Regions from separate parts of the Mus musculus genome. Here region 2 is linked to region 1. Evidence: chromatin loops called from intact Hi-C (ENCODE). Cell type or tissue: heart. All regions are shown on one strand.

What was found. Peaks named below come from ENCODE experiments on the same cell type or tissue, not always from the same donor. Only the 100,000 strongest peaks of a DNase experiment are listed, where the experiment ranks them.
Region 2: a loop joins it to region 1, with 2.6 times the contacts of the local background. A loop is called at or near these places in 2 of 42 quality-filtered maps.

What each region holds. Positions count from the first base shown.
Region 1 is chr5:8,618,938-8,626,937 of GRCm38, reverse strand. It overlaps Rundc3b (RUN domain containing 3B), which reads left to right and starts at 3,986. Exons shown (of 11, transcript NM_001347311.1): 1 at 3,986-4,450. The coding sequence starts at 4,326. All of the region lies in intron 2 of Abcb1a (ATP-binding cassette, sub-family B (MDR/TAP), member 1A), which reads right to left. In heart, no CTCF peak of the experiment used is centred here; DNase peaks (open chromatin) are centred at 3,807 and 4,617; H3K4me3 peaks cover 1,601 bases; H3K27ac peaks cover 1,022 bases.
Region 2 is chr5:8,563,228-8,571,227 of GRCm38, reverse strand. Rundc3b (RUN domain containing 3B) reads left to right here. Exons shown (of 11, transcript NM_001347311.1): 4 at 1,648-1,733. Abcb1a (ATP-binding cassette, sub-family B (MDR/TAP), member 1A) reads right to left here and starts at 4,137. Exons shown (of 30, transcript NM_011076.3): 1 at 3,999-4,137. In heart, no CTCF peak of the experiment used is centred here; no DNase peak of the experiment used is centred here.

The sequences.
Region 1 (8,000 bases):
ATTTGGAGGTTGGAAGTCAAACTTTGGGCTTCTAGGTGTCTGTAGTTCCTCCAAAGCCCTCTAATTTTTTTTTTTAATAGAGGTCTCTCATCACTCTAGATTTTGCCAGTCAATCTAGGTTGGCTGGCCAATAAGCTCCAGGGATCTGTTTCCACATCTCAAGTGTTGAGCTTACAAGCATGCCATTAAACAGAGCTTTAAAAATGAGTTCTGGGGGTTGAACTCAAGCCTTCTCAAACATTTTATTGAGTGAGCTATCTTGTTAGCTCCTATAGAGAATCTTCTAATGTATTTACATATTGTGCAAATGTTCAAATAGTGAATAGAAATATTTGCCAAAAGAAGTTAAAAATAGTGTGAAAACTCATCTAACTATCAGTGATTTTTAATTCCTTCCTCCAGATTAGTAATCGGGAAAGCACTCAGGACATATCACTCAAGGTAAGTGATGGGGGCAAAAATCTTATCAAATGAGGCCACCAAGTAGCAGTTTAATGAGAACAGTCCATGCAAAGTTAAATGAATTCTTGTGGTAAAGATCATTAAGCAAGTTATCATGTCAGGTGAGCCCACTAAAAGTGATGAAAATTAACGTTGTAGCCTGATAAGAAAAATTTCCTGTCTTCAGTCAGAAATCCAATGGTCATAGTACAAGTAACATGAAGGTGCACTTGATGCCAGAAGGCAATCTCACTTTTTTATTTTAAAATGTGTAACCACATTCAACTTCTTGATAGATGCTTCCCTCCCAAATCTACTAAGGTTGCCTACCGTTTGACTTCAGACATCTTCCTACTCCCTATATCTTTTTGAGACAGGGCCTAGTGTTCAATTTGCATCTGAAATGTTCCTCAGAGGCACAGGCCTCAAATGTTTGTCCCCACCTGGTGGTTTTATTTTGGAAGGTTGTGAAAACTTTGGACAGTGGGACCTACTTGGAGGAAGCAGGTCACTGAGAGAAGGTCCTGGAGTTAGTTGTCTTATCCCTGATGGATTTCCATACTCCACATCCTCTCAGATTTGAAGTCAGCTTCAGTGCTCTCCTAAACCCTTCCATGCCATGAAACTTCTGAAGCATGTACCCAAATAAGCGCTTCCTTTCTCAAACTGTATGTCAGATAGTTTGGACACAACAACACAAAACAAAGCAAGGTATTCCTTCTACCTATATTATCAGAATTCTGGGGTTGTAGAAGTATGCCACCATCCTTTGCTCTAGAAATTTTCTTTTTTTTTTCCAATTTTTTATTAGGTATTTTCTTCATTTACATTTCAAATGCTATTCCGAAAGTCCCCTATACCACCCCCCTCCCCTACGCACCCACTCCCACTTCTTGGCCCTGGAGTTCCCCTGTACTGGGTCATATAAAGTTTGTAACACCAAGGGGCCTCTCTTCCCAATGATGACCGACTAGGCCATCTTCTGCTACATATGCAGCTAGAGACACGAGCTCTGGGGGTACTGGTTAGTTCATATTGTTGTTCACCTATAGGGTTGCAGATCCCTTCAGCTCCTTGGGTACTTTCTCTAGCTCCTCCATTGGGGGCCCTGTGTTCCATCCAAAAGCTGACTGTGAGCATCCACTTCTGTGTTTGCCATGCACTGGCATAGCCTCACAAGAGACAGCTATATCAGGGTCCTTTCAGCAAAATCTTGCTAGCTTATGCAATAGTGTCTGTGTTTGGTGGCTGATTATGGGATGGACCCCCGGGTGTGGATGGTCCATCCTTTCATCTCAGCTCCAAGCTTTGTCTCTGTAACTTCTTCCATGGGTGTTTTGTTCCCAATTCTAAGAAGGGGCGAAGGAAGTGTCCACACTTTGGTCTTCGTTCTTCTTGAGTTTCATGTGTTTTGCAAAATGTATCTTGGGTATTCTAAGTTTCTAGGCTAATATCCACTTATCAGTGAATACATATCATGTGAGTTCTTTTGTAATTGGGTTACCTCACTCAGGCTGATGCCCTCCAGGTCCATCCATTTGCCTAGGAATTACATAAATTCATTGTTTTTAATAGCTGAGTAGTACTCCATTGTGTAAATGTACCACATTTTCTGTATCCATTCCTCTGTTGGGGGGCATCTGGGTTCTTTCCAGCTTCTGGCTATTATAAATAAGGCTGCTATGAACATAGTGGAGCATGTGTCCTTATTACCAGTTGGAACATCTTCTGGATATATGGCCAGGAGAGGTATTGTGGGATCCTCTGGTAGTACTATGTCCAATTTTCTGAGGAACCACCAGACTGATTTCCAGAGTGGTTATACAAGCTTGCAATCCCACCAACAATGGAGGAGTGTTCCTCTTTCTCCACATCCTCGCCAGCATCTGCTATCACCTGAATTTTTGATCTTAGCCATTCTGACTGGTGTGAGGTGGAATCTCAAGGTTGTTTTGATTCCCATTTCCCTGATGATTAAGGATGTTGAACATTTTTTTCAGGTGCTTCTCAGCCATTCGGTATTCCTCAGGTGAGAATTCTTTGTTTAGCTCTGAGCCCCATTTTTTAATGGGGTTATTTGATTTTCTGGAGTCCACCTTCTTGAGTTTTTTATATATATTGAATATTAGTCCCCTATCTGATTTAGGATAGGTAAAGATCCTTTCCCAATCTTTTGGTGGCCTTTTTGTCTTATTGGCAGTGTCTTTTGCCTTACAGAAGCTTTGCAATTTTATGAGGTCCCATTTGTCAATTCTTGATCTTACAGCACAAGCCATTGCTCTTCTATTCAGGAATTTTCCCCCTGTGCATATCTTTGAGGCTTTCCCTCACTTTCTCCTCTATAAGTTTCAGTGTCTCTGGTTTTATGTGGAGTTCCTTGATCCACTTAGACTTGACCTTAGTACAAGGAGATAGGAATGGATCAATTTGCATTCTTCTACATGATAACCTCCAGTTGTGCCAGCACCATTTGTTGAAAATGCTGTCTTTTTTTCCACTGGATGGTTTTAGCTCCCTTGTAGAAATTTTCTTAATAATTAATTTTTATTTTAACATAATTATATTTAAGAGGTAGAGGTGAGACTTTGTCCTGATTTTAGATTTTCAAAATTTAAAAACAAACAAACAAACAAACAAAACCTGAAGTCTGGACATACTTACAGGCAGTCTGAGGTGAATGTCAGAGGTCAGGGTCTCAAGCCCGTAGCCTCCCATAGGTAAAGCCAGAGGTAAAGCCAGAGAAGTAGAGACTACAAAGTGGTCCTCCCAAGGGGCTTATTGGGACTCCAAGGCAGGATTTCCCTCTGCCCTTGACAAACCTCCTCCATGGCTCACGAGCTGCAATTCAGTTCAGATCTCACTGCACAGAACCCAAGACTGGACATCCCCACTACACTCGTTTTTCTATGGTCAATGTGGTTTCAAGGCTGTGCTGGACACTGAGTAAGATGAGGTGAATTCTGACCAGATTCACGGGAAGAGAAATGCCATGGGCGCACTCCCTGATGCCACTGTGTCGTTGTTTGTCAGGTTCAAAGGGGGCGTTTGGGACAAATGGAACTCTTCTTCTATTCTAGGTAACCCCCACTTCCCACCCCACCCAACTATGGCATTCTCCTGCTGAGGCTACTGAAGCCTCAGGACCAGGAATCTGCCATGAACTTAGCCTTGTCAGGGTGACTATGGACCACAGTCACCGTGGAGTAGGCACAGCAAAGCCGGCTTTCCAAGCCAAGGCTGCCTCGCCGGGCTCACCAAGGTGCTGCACGAGCCGACCCGCGTTCTGACAGAGGCCCACGCGCCAGGGCGGGGCTTAAGCGAGCCTCTTTAAAAGCTCCTGGGGCGGGTCCCGCCCCCACCTCTCGTCATTGGCTCTCTCCGTAGCGGCCTTGTTCCCATAGGTGCAGGGGGCGGGGGCTGAGTGAGACAGGCGTGGGGAGGGGGGCTTCACCTCAGCGGCTCCGCCCTGCTGGAAGAATGACGTGCGGTTAGGCCTGCGGGGTGACAGGCTCGCCCGGGCGCTGGTGCGGCGTCCCTGGAGACTCGGAGCCCGCCCTCCCGCCCGCCCGCCCGCGCGCGCTTCTCTCGTGGACGGCGGCGGCGGCGCGCGCGCGCGCGAGCGAGGGTGGAGGTGGCTCGTGCGTGCGTGTGAGTGAGCGCGTGTGTATGTGTGAGAGAGCGTGTGTGAGTGTGTGTGCACGCGCGCGTGGAGCCTGGGTACCGGTGCCCGACTGACTGCCTTCCACACCCTGCCTACTCCGCGCCTCCTTCCTCGCCTCTCTCCCGCCCGGCGGGCTGCCATCGTTGAGAGAAGGCCGGGGGACACAGGTGTGCGAGGCTTGCGGGACCGCTGGAGACAAAGGGGGCGCGGAGGTGAGCCCGCCATGGCCTCCCGGAGCCTGGGGGGCCTGAGCGGGAGCCGCGGCGGCGGCGGCGGCGGCGGCGGCAAGAAGAGCCTGAGCGCCCGCAACGCTGCGGTGGAGAGGAGGAACCTGATCACCGTGTGCAGGTGCGGGGCTGCGGGCGCCGGGCTGAGGGAGGTGCTGGGGCTCGGCGCTGCGGCCCGTGCCGCGCGTGTCCGCGGGCCAGCGGGGCCCTGCAGAGGGGCGGGAGCCTCTCCCCGCGAGGCCGTGGGCTAGCCCTCGCGTCTCAGGGTCCTCGCTTGGAGGCTGCCCGGGGAGGGCCGGGGCGGAGCCGGGGAGGAACCGTTTGGAACCGGCCAGCTTGCGTCTGAGGAGAAGAGGGCGGAGGAAGAGCAGCATCCAGCTGCTGTAGTAGTTACTGAGATGTCCCCAAATCCCTGTGCGTTCTCTTGCTGTCGCTTGTTGGCGTACGCATTTTCACTCCTCTCCCTCGGCCCTTATCTGTATTGGGTATCTAAGTCTTGTCAACTACAGTGCTTGTGCAATTGTGGAAGACTCCTGGTCAGTCCTTTTGGGCATTTATTTAAGTGCTTCCTGGTTGTAAATGTAGCCCTTCCTCCAGGAATTATAGAAATAGATCATCACTATCTATAAATCAAGAATTCAGAAAAAAACTGATTTTGAACAAGCTGATAAATTTTCTTTAAGTCTTATAATATTCTAGGCATCCATCTCTTAGTAACTACTCAGAGCCAATACGCTCTGTTAAAAATGATTTTGTTCCATCATACTGGTTAATCATCAACTACTGATAATTCTCTTGTTATCAGGTAAATGATGAAACCTTTCCTGCCTCTCTGGCTTATGTCTATTTTTTTTTTTCCTTATGTAAAATCGTGGCTAGCATCTTAAGCAGATTGCAGATATCTGTAGTAGGAATGACATTCAGTATTTAAGCAACTTTTAAAAAGTTGGATTCTAATGAATGCTCATCTTTCAGGAAGAGCTTTGCTCACAGTTTGCATTGTAAGTGGTAAAGTAATATAGACTATATTTATCATTTGTGCTGTGTAGAATACAAGCTTTTGGGACAGATGGGCTTTATTACATTGTTTTAAATTGAGGCAAATTTCTATGTTAGATTCATAGAAAAATAAGCTAGTTGGGTAGTCTTATCTTTTAAAGATATTAAAATTATTTTTTTAAAGAAATGAGTTTCAAAGCAGGTTCCAGCCTAACCTGTGCTTCTTGAATCATTTATGCTGCATCAGAGCTTCAGCGGACTCAAACTTCCCGATGGTTTAACATTGGAAGGTGGACCAAGTTGATCTAGTGGAAATGTAACGAGCTCATAACAAATGTTGTCATTAGTTAGTGTCTTAGTACCATCTCCTCATTATCTTCATTGTTTTGTCAGCTATACAATAATGTTGGACTAGATTTCTAGGAATTTCAAATAATGGACTTAAAATGAATGATAGCCATCAAGCATCATTTGATCATATTTGGTTTTTAATGTTTCCAAATATGAGCACGGTGATAATGGTAGAAAAATATTTGTAGCAGATAGGTGAGGCACATGCATTTTTCTCTAAACAAACATTTGAATTGTGGTCCCATTTTGTGATTCTTTATTGATGTCCTGGAAAAACGGGAATTTATAAAACTAGAACAAACAAAACTGCCAACCACTACATATAATTTCTTATACTTGCACAGTAAAGTTTTTTCCCTTAAAAAGTTAGATATAGTTTCAGTGCTATATCATAAAACTATACAATTCTGTATATTTAATGACATATACAAGTACAATATTTTTTACTGTTTTGAATTTTGGAATTAGGCTTTAAGATAGTCAGGAAAAGAACTAAATTGATTTTGGGTTCATTATGATTGTGTGTGTATGTGTAATTCAATTTTTTACAGAGAACTCTTATATATTGTAGACTAAAACCACTGTATAATACTTACCAAATAAATATTTAGTTTATTTTTTCATAGGTTGTACTGGAGAGGAAATAGGTTATTTGAGAACTCTAAATTTTCACACACAACTCCAAAATTTATACACTGATTTTAGCTACCCTATTTTGTGTACATATTTTTCATTATTTAGAACTTTGAAAAATTGAGATATAGTTTTCCATATTCTCCCGTCCTTTTCTGTACATGGCCTTGCTGTGTAACCTTAACTGGCATGAAACTTGCTATGTAGATTAGGCTTGCCTCAAATTCACTGAGATCTTCCTGTTTCAGCCTCCGGAGCCATGTGCTTTATACTGGGCCTGCCCTTTGGACTTTTTTAACCTACATTTTTTTATCCACATAAATTCAGATGTTTGTCATTTTTTTTCTGTTGTTATTAAGCTTATGCATTTTTCAAATATTTTTATATTGTATATGAGTGTTTTGCTTACATGTATGACTGTGCTCTATGTATGTAAATTGCTCTCTGAGGCCAGACCAGAAGAGGTGTCAGATGCCCTGGAACTGGAGTTACAAATAGTTGTGAGCTGCCACATGGGTTCTGGAAACAAACATGAGTCCTCCAGAAGAGCAGCCAGCACTCTTAATCACTGAACCATCTCTACAGCTCAAGTTGATATCTTTTTAAGCCTGTGTATTTCTTTGGCCTTAGTTTTATTGGCAAATACAATTAAAATTTAATTTATCTTTCAGTTTATAATAGTATATAAAATTCTAAAATATTCATATTTAACATTTTAAAACAACTTTTGTCAAACTTTTAAGTCAATAGTCTGCTGGCTAGTTTTGTGTCAGCGTGACACAGCTACACAGCTAGAGTCATCAGAAAGGTGAAATCCTCATTTGAGAAAATATCTCCATAAGATCCAGCTGTAGACATTTTCCTCCATAAGATCCAGCTGTAGACATTTTCTTTTCTTTCTTGTTTTTTTTTTTTTTTTAGATTTGGCTGATTTTTTATATATTTCTTTTTTAATTTTTTATTTAAACAATTTTTATTAGATATTTTCTTCATTTACAATTCAAATGCTATCCTAAAAGTCCCCTATACCCTCTCCCACCCTGCTCCCCAACCCACCCACTCCGGCTTCCTGGCCCTAGCATTTTCTTAATTAGTGATTGATGCAGGAGCCTCCCCCTCCTCCAATCCCCCATTATGGATGGTACAATTTCTGGGCAGGTGCTTCTGGGTTCTACAAGAAAGCAAGCCATGAGGAGCAAGTCAGTAAGCAGCCCACCTTCCAGGACCTCTACTTCAGCTCCTGCATCCAGGTTGCTGCCCTTTTTGAGTTCCTGTCCAGACTTCCTTTGCTGATAAACAGTGATCTGGAAGTATAAGCCAAATAAGCCCTTTCCTCTCCATCTTGCTTTTTGGTCATGGTGTTTTATTGCAGCAGTAGAAACTCTAAGACTGTATTTTAAAGGAACTTTTTATGCAAAATCAATTTTCCTGGCTTGTGGATAAAAAAAAAGGACAAGGGTGATTTAAGAAATACACAATAGATTAACCAGGATAGAGACAAATGGTGATTTTTATAATTAAAATACTTTAATAACATGAAACATCATTTTTATAGGTCAAGATAGTATTTCAGAGAACTAGTATTATTTCAGATTAGAACAGTACCTCATTTCTTTAGTGTGGTCAAGGAATAAAGAGCTCATATTTTATATGTAACTAGTATCTACTCTTGAGCTTAAAATTCTTCC
Region 2 (8,000 bases), 56 kb after region 1:
CACTGCCTAAAATCATTGTATCTGTGGATATTTTCATGCTTTGTCCAAGCCCGGTAGTTGAGCATAACAAGTATTGATTAGGCACCTTTATTCCCACTGCCAAACCACTGCCATTGGTTTTCTGTGTTATTCAGTTGCATGAAATTTGCTGGTGAATTGGGAAGAACTAGGTAGAAATGAAAGTAAATGTACTTTTGCATTCTTTCTACAGATATTATTCCTTATATTCTTTCAGTCTAAATAGGCTATAAAAAATGGCTGGGGAGGTAGCCTGGTGAAGGAAAGTGCTTTTTTCACAGGCTTGATGACCTGAATTCCAATCTCCAAACACCTACATAAAAATCCTGGTGTGGCCGGGAGTGGTGGCGCATGCCTTTAATCCCAGCACTTGGGAGGCAGAGGCAGGCGGATTTCTGATTTCGAGGCCAGCCTGGTCTACAGAGTGAGTTCCAGGACAGCCAGGGCTACACAGAGAAACCCTGTCTCGAAAACAAACAAACAAACAAACAAAAAACAAAAACAAAAACAATCCTGGTGTGAACGCTCTGGTCTGTAACTCCAAGTCAGAGATATGGGAAATTAGATAAGAAACAAGTAGATCCCAGGTGTTTGCTGTCCAGTCAATCTAGCCAAAATAACTGAACAATCTCCAGGTTAGATAAGAGACCTTGTCTCAAAAAAAGTCACAGGAGGGGGATACAGAGCAATAGAAAGAAAAAGATACCTGGAATTGACTTCTGACCTCCACACATCCACAAGCAAGTGCAAACGCGCATACACACACACACACAAAACCTATGTAGGGAATAATAATAACTATCTAATGTCTACTACTAAAAGCGCATACACACACACACACAATATGTAGGGAATAATAATAACTATCTAATGTCTACTACTAAAAGCGCATACACACACACACAAAACCTATGTAGGGAATAATAATAACTATCTAATGTCTACTACTAAAAGGTGTTGATACTTTCTAGCATTGTCTAATGACTCACAAGTCAGAATTGCTTGTCTGTGATTCTGTGCTGACATCTGAGTTGAGGGTTTTTTGGGAGGGCAGGGGTAAAACCAGAACTGGATCATGCTAAGCAAATGCAGTATCGCAGAGCTACATCCCCAGTCCCTGGCCTCTTGTTTCTGTCTTAAGTCTTTGGTAGCTTGTTTTAAATTTGGGGGAAGGAGCTGCAAATTTAGTAACTCTTGACTTGGGTTTATGATTGGGTTTATGACAGTATAATTTACGGTCAGTATAAAAACGTCCTCTTCGGGTATGAGTAGAATATTTTTTCAAGAAAGTATTGTTGAAGTGAATACTAAAGTTTCTATTTTATAAGGAGATTCATTTTAACTAGCATGTTGCCTTTGGATATTAAAGAAGAATTTTATTTATTTGAATAAAATGAATTTTATTGATTCAAAATACAAAGGACATAGCTGTAATTTGATATGTCATGTATCTTCTGAAAGACAAAAATACATATTTAATATAACCAAAGTTTTCTGCTTATCTTCTTAGATGTTTTTCTTGTTCTTTATTTTGAATTATTTATTCCTTATTGTTATCATGCAGATATTTGACAGTATGTAGAAAATATTTCTTAAGTTTCTTATTTGATCCTTTCTTGTTCCTCTTAGGGTAGAGCCTGGATCAGAGTAGCACTCATGGAAAAACATTTGTCTGAATACATCTCTACAGCTTTGAGAGACTTCAAAACAACCAGGTTTAAAAGTCCTTTCAATTTTCTAATATTTATGATTTGAAAATCAGAATAAAGAGGTAGTCTGAAGTTCTCAACTTTCAGATCATCTGTTTTTTCTACTGCTCAGATAAATCTGCTATCTTCTTAGAAAAGTGTAGTTTGTCCCTGACTACATTTGACTTACTGATTGGTGTAAAGGCATACATGGGACCACCTCAAATATCTTTTCATTGACTCGTTCTGAGTATCAGTCTGTCAGTGATTTGACGTTCATTCCCCCATTCACTTTCCTCTGCAAATTTGAAAGAAGTTCTAAGTATGAAATTCATACATACCTGATCTCTTTCCCGAGTATAGTGCTTCCTTATTTCTTTGCTTGGGAAGACTATAAGCAGTTCGTTTCTTTCATCCATGTATAGAATTAACAATGGATTTGTTGTCTTTCCAATGACCTCTTTGTAGATATTTTTCTAAGGTTACATAGACTTAAGGGGTGACCTATTGTCTGCTTTGTCAAAGTGAAGACTTTATTGCTTTTTAGTTGGTAGTGGAAAGGTTCTTGCTCCACAACAGTTGATTGTATTTAGTTCTTGTCTGGTGACCTATATTTGTTGCTGTTGATGACACTACTCTCCTCTATGTCAAAAGTACTTGTAAATGAAAACATTTAATAATCTTATTATTTTAGACATATACTGTAGAGTGTCACTGGCACAAAATACTACATGAGATAAAATTAAATAGGATCATATAAAATTCAAATTTTGTTGTTTAGTTGTCATAAGACTTTTCAGGTACTTCATTTGTGGCAAGCTGTAGAACTTTCCCATCTCCAAGAGAGGCTGCCCTGTGCTTCTAAGCGACTTTACTTAGTTAACCTCATTCTTAGTTCTGAAAAGGATGGTAAAATGGCAGCTATAGATCAGTTTTGATAACAGAGATTAGGAATAAAGAACTTATGAATCTGGAACCTCAATTTCCATGTCCTGATGGATTTAACACTCTAGATTTTAATAAATCCTTGACATGGGTTATGACATTCTTTTAGCCAGCTAGCTGGTACAGATATCTACTGAGAATTTTTCAACTCTGTAGATAATAAATAAAACAGTAAACTTTTTTGTTGTTGTTTTTTGTGAAGTTCTTTTTTTTTTTTTTTTTTTTTTTTTGAGACAGGGTTTCTCTGTGTAGCCCTGGCTATCCTGGAACTCACTTTGTAGCTCAGGCTGGACTCGAACTCAGAAATCCACCTGCTTCTGCCTCCCAAGTGCTGGGATTAAAGGCGTGTGCCACCACGCCTGGCAACAGTAAACTTTTAATTTGACAGATACAAAAAAATATTATGATAATAAATTTGATCCGGAAAAGACTTTTAGCTACAAAAGTGTTTTAATAAGATAAATATAGTATGTAATTATTGAGATTTTTAGCAACTTGATACTCTTAGGAAATACCTAAAGATGGGTAGTGAGATGATAAACTCATAGACCTTTAAAATGAACCTGACAAAATGAAATTTTATCACCACAGAGAGACAAACTTAATTATAAGAAGAAATATTGAGGGCACAAAGGCTTTGTAAATAAAACTACAGCACATATCAGAATCTAGTATGCCAAACCAAAAAAATCTAAATTAAAACTAAGCTTATATAATAATTCTCTTTTATATAATTATCTCTTATTTAATTATAATATATTTTATCTTTTCTACAGAAATGTCTCTCGTTATTAGTCCTGTGTCTTAGTTGACTCAATGGGGTGTGATAGACATAATTTTTGAATAGATTTTCTTGGAACAATAGTTTAAAAATTAAAGGGAGACATTTTAGCTTTGTCTCACATCTAGCTGTACCCTGATGAGAAAGGAAATGATTCAGTTCTAAACACAAAAGTTTCCAAAATAAAAGGCTTGTAATATACATAAACATATGATATCCATACACAAACGTGGCTTCGTGCATATTATATGCATACATGGATATAGTATACATAAACATGGCTGCCCTAACGAAGGTGCTTGAATGTGAATGCAGTGGCTTCATGATTCACATGAAGGAAAGTAAGCACAAAGATATTTCAGAATTTTCTTCTTAGATTGTGACTAACAAATGTGGAAACTCAGAACGTTTTTAACTACTTAATTTTGTTATTTTTACTTAAATAAATTCAAATAACTCTTTCATTATAAGTAATTTGAATGTAAACCTCTGGCTAAACAAACACATTTGGAAGAGTAAATTTGTAAAGTATAAGAATAGTCCTGGAGAGAATAGATGCACATTACCTTTTATCTGAATGCTTCCAGGCATAAGCGCTTAAAGAAGGAGAATTTAATCCTGTCAGAATCTTGAGAGTACCTGAATCAAGTGGATTTCTTCTTGTTCTGTCTGACTCCGCGGACAAAGAGAAATGATAGTCTTTAAAATAGTGACAGCATGTTTACCCCAGCTCAAGGGGAGGAGCTAAGGCAGGCAACTTTGAAGCAGTAATCTGTGAATATCCAAGGATGGAGGAAGGGTGGAGGAAGGGTGGGGAACTGAAGTACAAATTCTTGGAGTACATAACTGCCTTCAAAGTATTAAAGAGTTTCATGTGAACTTTGTGCTGAAGTGAAAAGTGTCTTGAGGAACAACTGAAAAAAAAAAGAATAAAACCTAGGAATGTTTTGTGATTAAGGAATTTGGGTGTTAACTGGAGACAGCAGAACTCTGAAGTGATAGAGTACAAGCTCAGATTTTGTTTTAAGGTGCAAAATTACTTTGATAGCATTCTGAGGAAAATCTTAAATGAAAAGTGAATTTAAAACTGAGTTGGTTTGTTCAAAGTTTAATTTCTGTCCATCCACAGACTAAGGATTAATTAGAAACATTAAGCCAAATTTTATACATGTGACATTTGAAACAATATTGAAAATATTTTGGTGATAAATATATTCATTCAAATATATTCACATTTGGTGATAAATATTTAAGAAATAAATATTGGCAATAATAGATTTGGAAATTAGGAAGATAAAATTTAGCTTTATGAAAAGCTAAATTTAGCTGCTTCAGTATTTAATTTAAAATGATAAATTATGTCATAAAGACATGTCAGTTTTTACAGTATTTTCATATAACTAAAGGAAGGAATAAATTATAAAATAACTTTTAAATTCCTGAGCTATCACTTAAGATGTAGCTCCCAATTTTAGAAAAGTAGCTAGAATCTAAATCTTGCTAAATCTTTTAAGAACCAAGAGTTTTTAAATCTATAAATATGGTAAATGCTTACATTAAAATTATCCTTTGATATCTATTAATTTGCTTTCTAAGACTTCTGTTACTCATTGACTGGGAAATTCCAGGAGTAACTCATACATTTTATACAACTGTTTTTACACGCGGTTGCTAATACCTGCTTTAATCAGTTGTTACTGTTAATCTCTCCATGTGGCTTATTTATGTTAATCTTTATCATAGCATGAATGTATAGGGGAAGCATAGAATAGCATGGCAGCTGCTCCTGAGGTTATGATAGCCTTATGTCTGGAGAATCTCAGAGCATGTTGAAAACATTTTAAGTCAAAACCACATTTAGTACACAAACTGCAGGCATCAGAACTTAGCCTACTGCAATTTAATAGTCTCAAAACTTAGGAAAGCCCATGGTTGGGCAAGTACAACAGCAAGTCTGTTTTTATATATAGTAACCATGTGATGACAGACTGGCTAACTGTAGTGACAGCTCACTGCCATTGCCCTGCTCCTACCCTGAGGAAGATGAAAATGCAACTATGAAGCACAATTGCTGTTGAAGAACTACTGTTTTCTCAGTACCTTTAGGTCAAAAATTGGAAGCTGTACTTGTATATTGACTGCAAGTATAGATCTTACAGTTCCAGACATTCAGTGGGTTTGTTGGGATGTTCTTCATAGATGAGGTAAGCTTCTGTATTATGATGAAAAAAATTAATAAAACTCGCTTTTGAATTGTCCTACTTCATGACTTAACAAAAACTCCAAGTAGATCTGATTTAAATACAAAATTATTGAAAGAAAACATAAGTTTAGCTCTTTGGTATTTCCTTGACATGATATCCTATGTACAATAATCAAAAGAAAAATAGATAAATTGGACATCAATATTTATAACTTGATCCTTCAGTAGACACCATTGAGAAAGTAAACAAGAACACAGACTAGGAAACAATTTTAAAATCACATATCTTATAAAGAACATGGGGCTGGTGAGATGGCTCAGTAGGTAAGAGTACCCGACTGCTCTTCCAAAGGTCCGGAGTTCAAATCCCAGCAAACACATGGTGGCTCACAACCATCCGTAACGAGATCTGACACCCTCTTCTGGTGTGTCTGAAGACAGCTACAGTGTACTTACATATAATAAATAAATCTTTTTTAAAAAAAAAAAAGAACATGTATCTAGAATATATATAGAGAGAACTTTTACCATTAGTTAGTAAAAATGAGCAAACTTTTCTCTGGCAGAGTTATATTGTTCATAAGTAGCAAAGTAAAGCCTTGATGGTTAATTTTCATTGTTATCTTGGCAGAACTTGGATCTTTGAGTATATCTTTAAGATGGGGTTTCTAGACAAATTTGACCATGGAGACCCATCATGAATATAGGTGACATCATGCCATCTGTGGTGTCCCAAGCTGAATAAAAAGAGGAGAAATCCAGTTGAGTAGTCCCCCTACTATGATTCTGGGTCTGCTAAAACATGAGGACAGCCTTAGGTTTCCACTGTACTGGACTCTACCATGCCTTTCCCTCCATGATGGGTGACACCCTCAAATGTGAGTCAAATTAAGAACCTTCTCTCTTAAATTCAGTTGTAGCACTAAGAAAGTAATTAATGAAAAGCTCAGAGTCATTAGCTACTGAGAAATGCAAATCAGAAATATTATAAAATACTCTTTCATATGAAGTAGATGTGTATATACAAAAGATTACATAAAAGCAAATGTTGATGAAAACTTGGAAATTTTGGATCCCCAATGCATTGCTTGTTTGAAAAGTAAAATATAGCCATTTTGAAAACAGTCTGCAGTTGCTGAAAAAGTTTTAATGCAAAATTATCATAAGACCTATAATATGACACCTAGGGGTAGAGTGTGTAGATATTTGTTATACTTATATATTGATGCATGTATATAAAATTGATACCATCATTGTAAAATGTCCATCTATTTATAGCAGCATTATTCGTAATAACCCAAAAAGAAAACAACCTAAATCCTTATCGCCTAAAGATCATTGAAATGTCCAGGGTGGCTAAAGAAGTACAAAGAAATAGGAATAAAGTTAGTGATCTAGATAGACGGGGACTGGGAGCACCCTGGGCAGAGGAGCTGGAAGGAAATGATAGGTAACTGATGACAGACGCTGTGCTGGCTATCATGGTATTCATAACAGCAGCTGTCCCCACCAAGGGCATACACCTGATGACCTACCTTGAAAGTACCTTGAAAGAAAAATCTTGCAATTTTTTCCATAAAATATGTAAATGAGTACTTATTGGCGTAGGCAGCATGTTTCAGTTACGTTTCTTAAAACCTTCCCTGATTTTACTGCTGTCTGGCTGGGGGCCCTGCAATGAGTTGTTTAACTTCTCTGGAGGATGATGATATGTACTAGCTGTAGTAGCAAAATTAAAGAAAAGAACTTCAATAAAATAGTTATAATTATGCCCTACGCTCAATACATATTGTTTACTGTTTTTGTAAATGTTTCGCAGCTTACAAAACCTGTGGTTAGACTCATGTAGATCAAGTGTTCAGATTAAGCACAAGTATACCAGTTTTTAATGATTCCAAAATTAAGATCTCATCTTTCTCTTCCTCAAGAAACTATTTACCTTCTTTGTAGTATTTACCACCATCCATAATTATCTTTCTCCTTTGTTTTTTGCCTATCAACTTACTGAGATGTTATGCTGCACAGAGCAGGAACTGTCTACTTCTCTCCTTCCTTCCTTCCTTCCTTCCTTCCTTCCTTCCTTCCTTCCTTCCTTCCTTCCTTCCTTTCTTTCTTTCTTTCTTTCTCCTTTTTCTTCTTTTTCTTTCTTTCTTTTTTGCTGTTATAAATGCAGTAAGCAGCATAGTTTTGTCACATAGAAGGAAGGATTTGTTATATAGTCATTGGTACAATAACCAATGATTCTCACATTCTTAAGATCTTTGAAGATTTGTGCTATATCCGTTTCACATGCATTTTAACTTTAACCATAATGTAATGCTTATGTATGCTATTTTGTCTACCACATGGGAGGACTTTTTCTCAT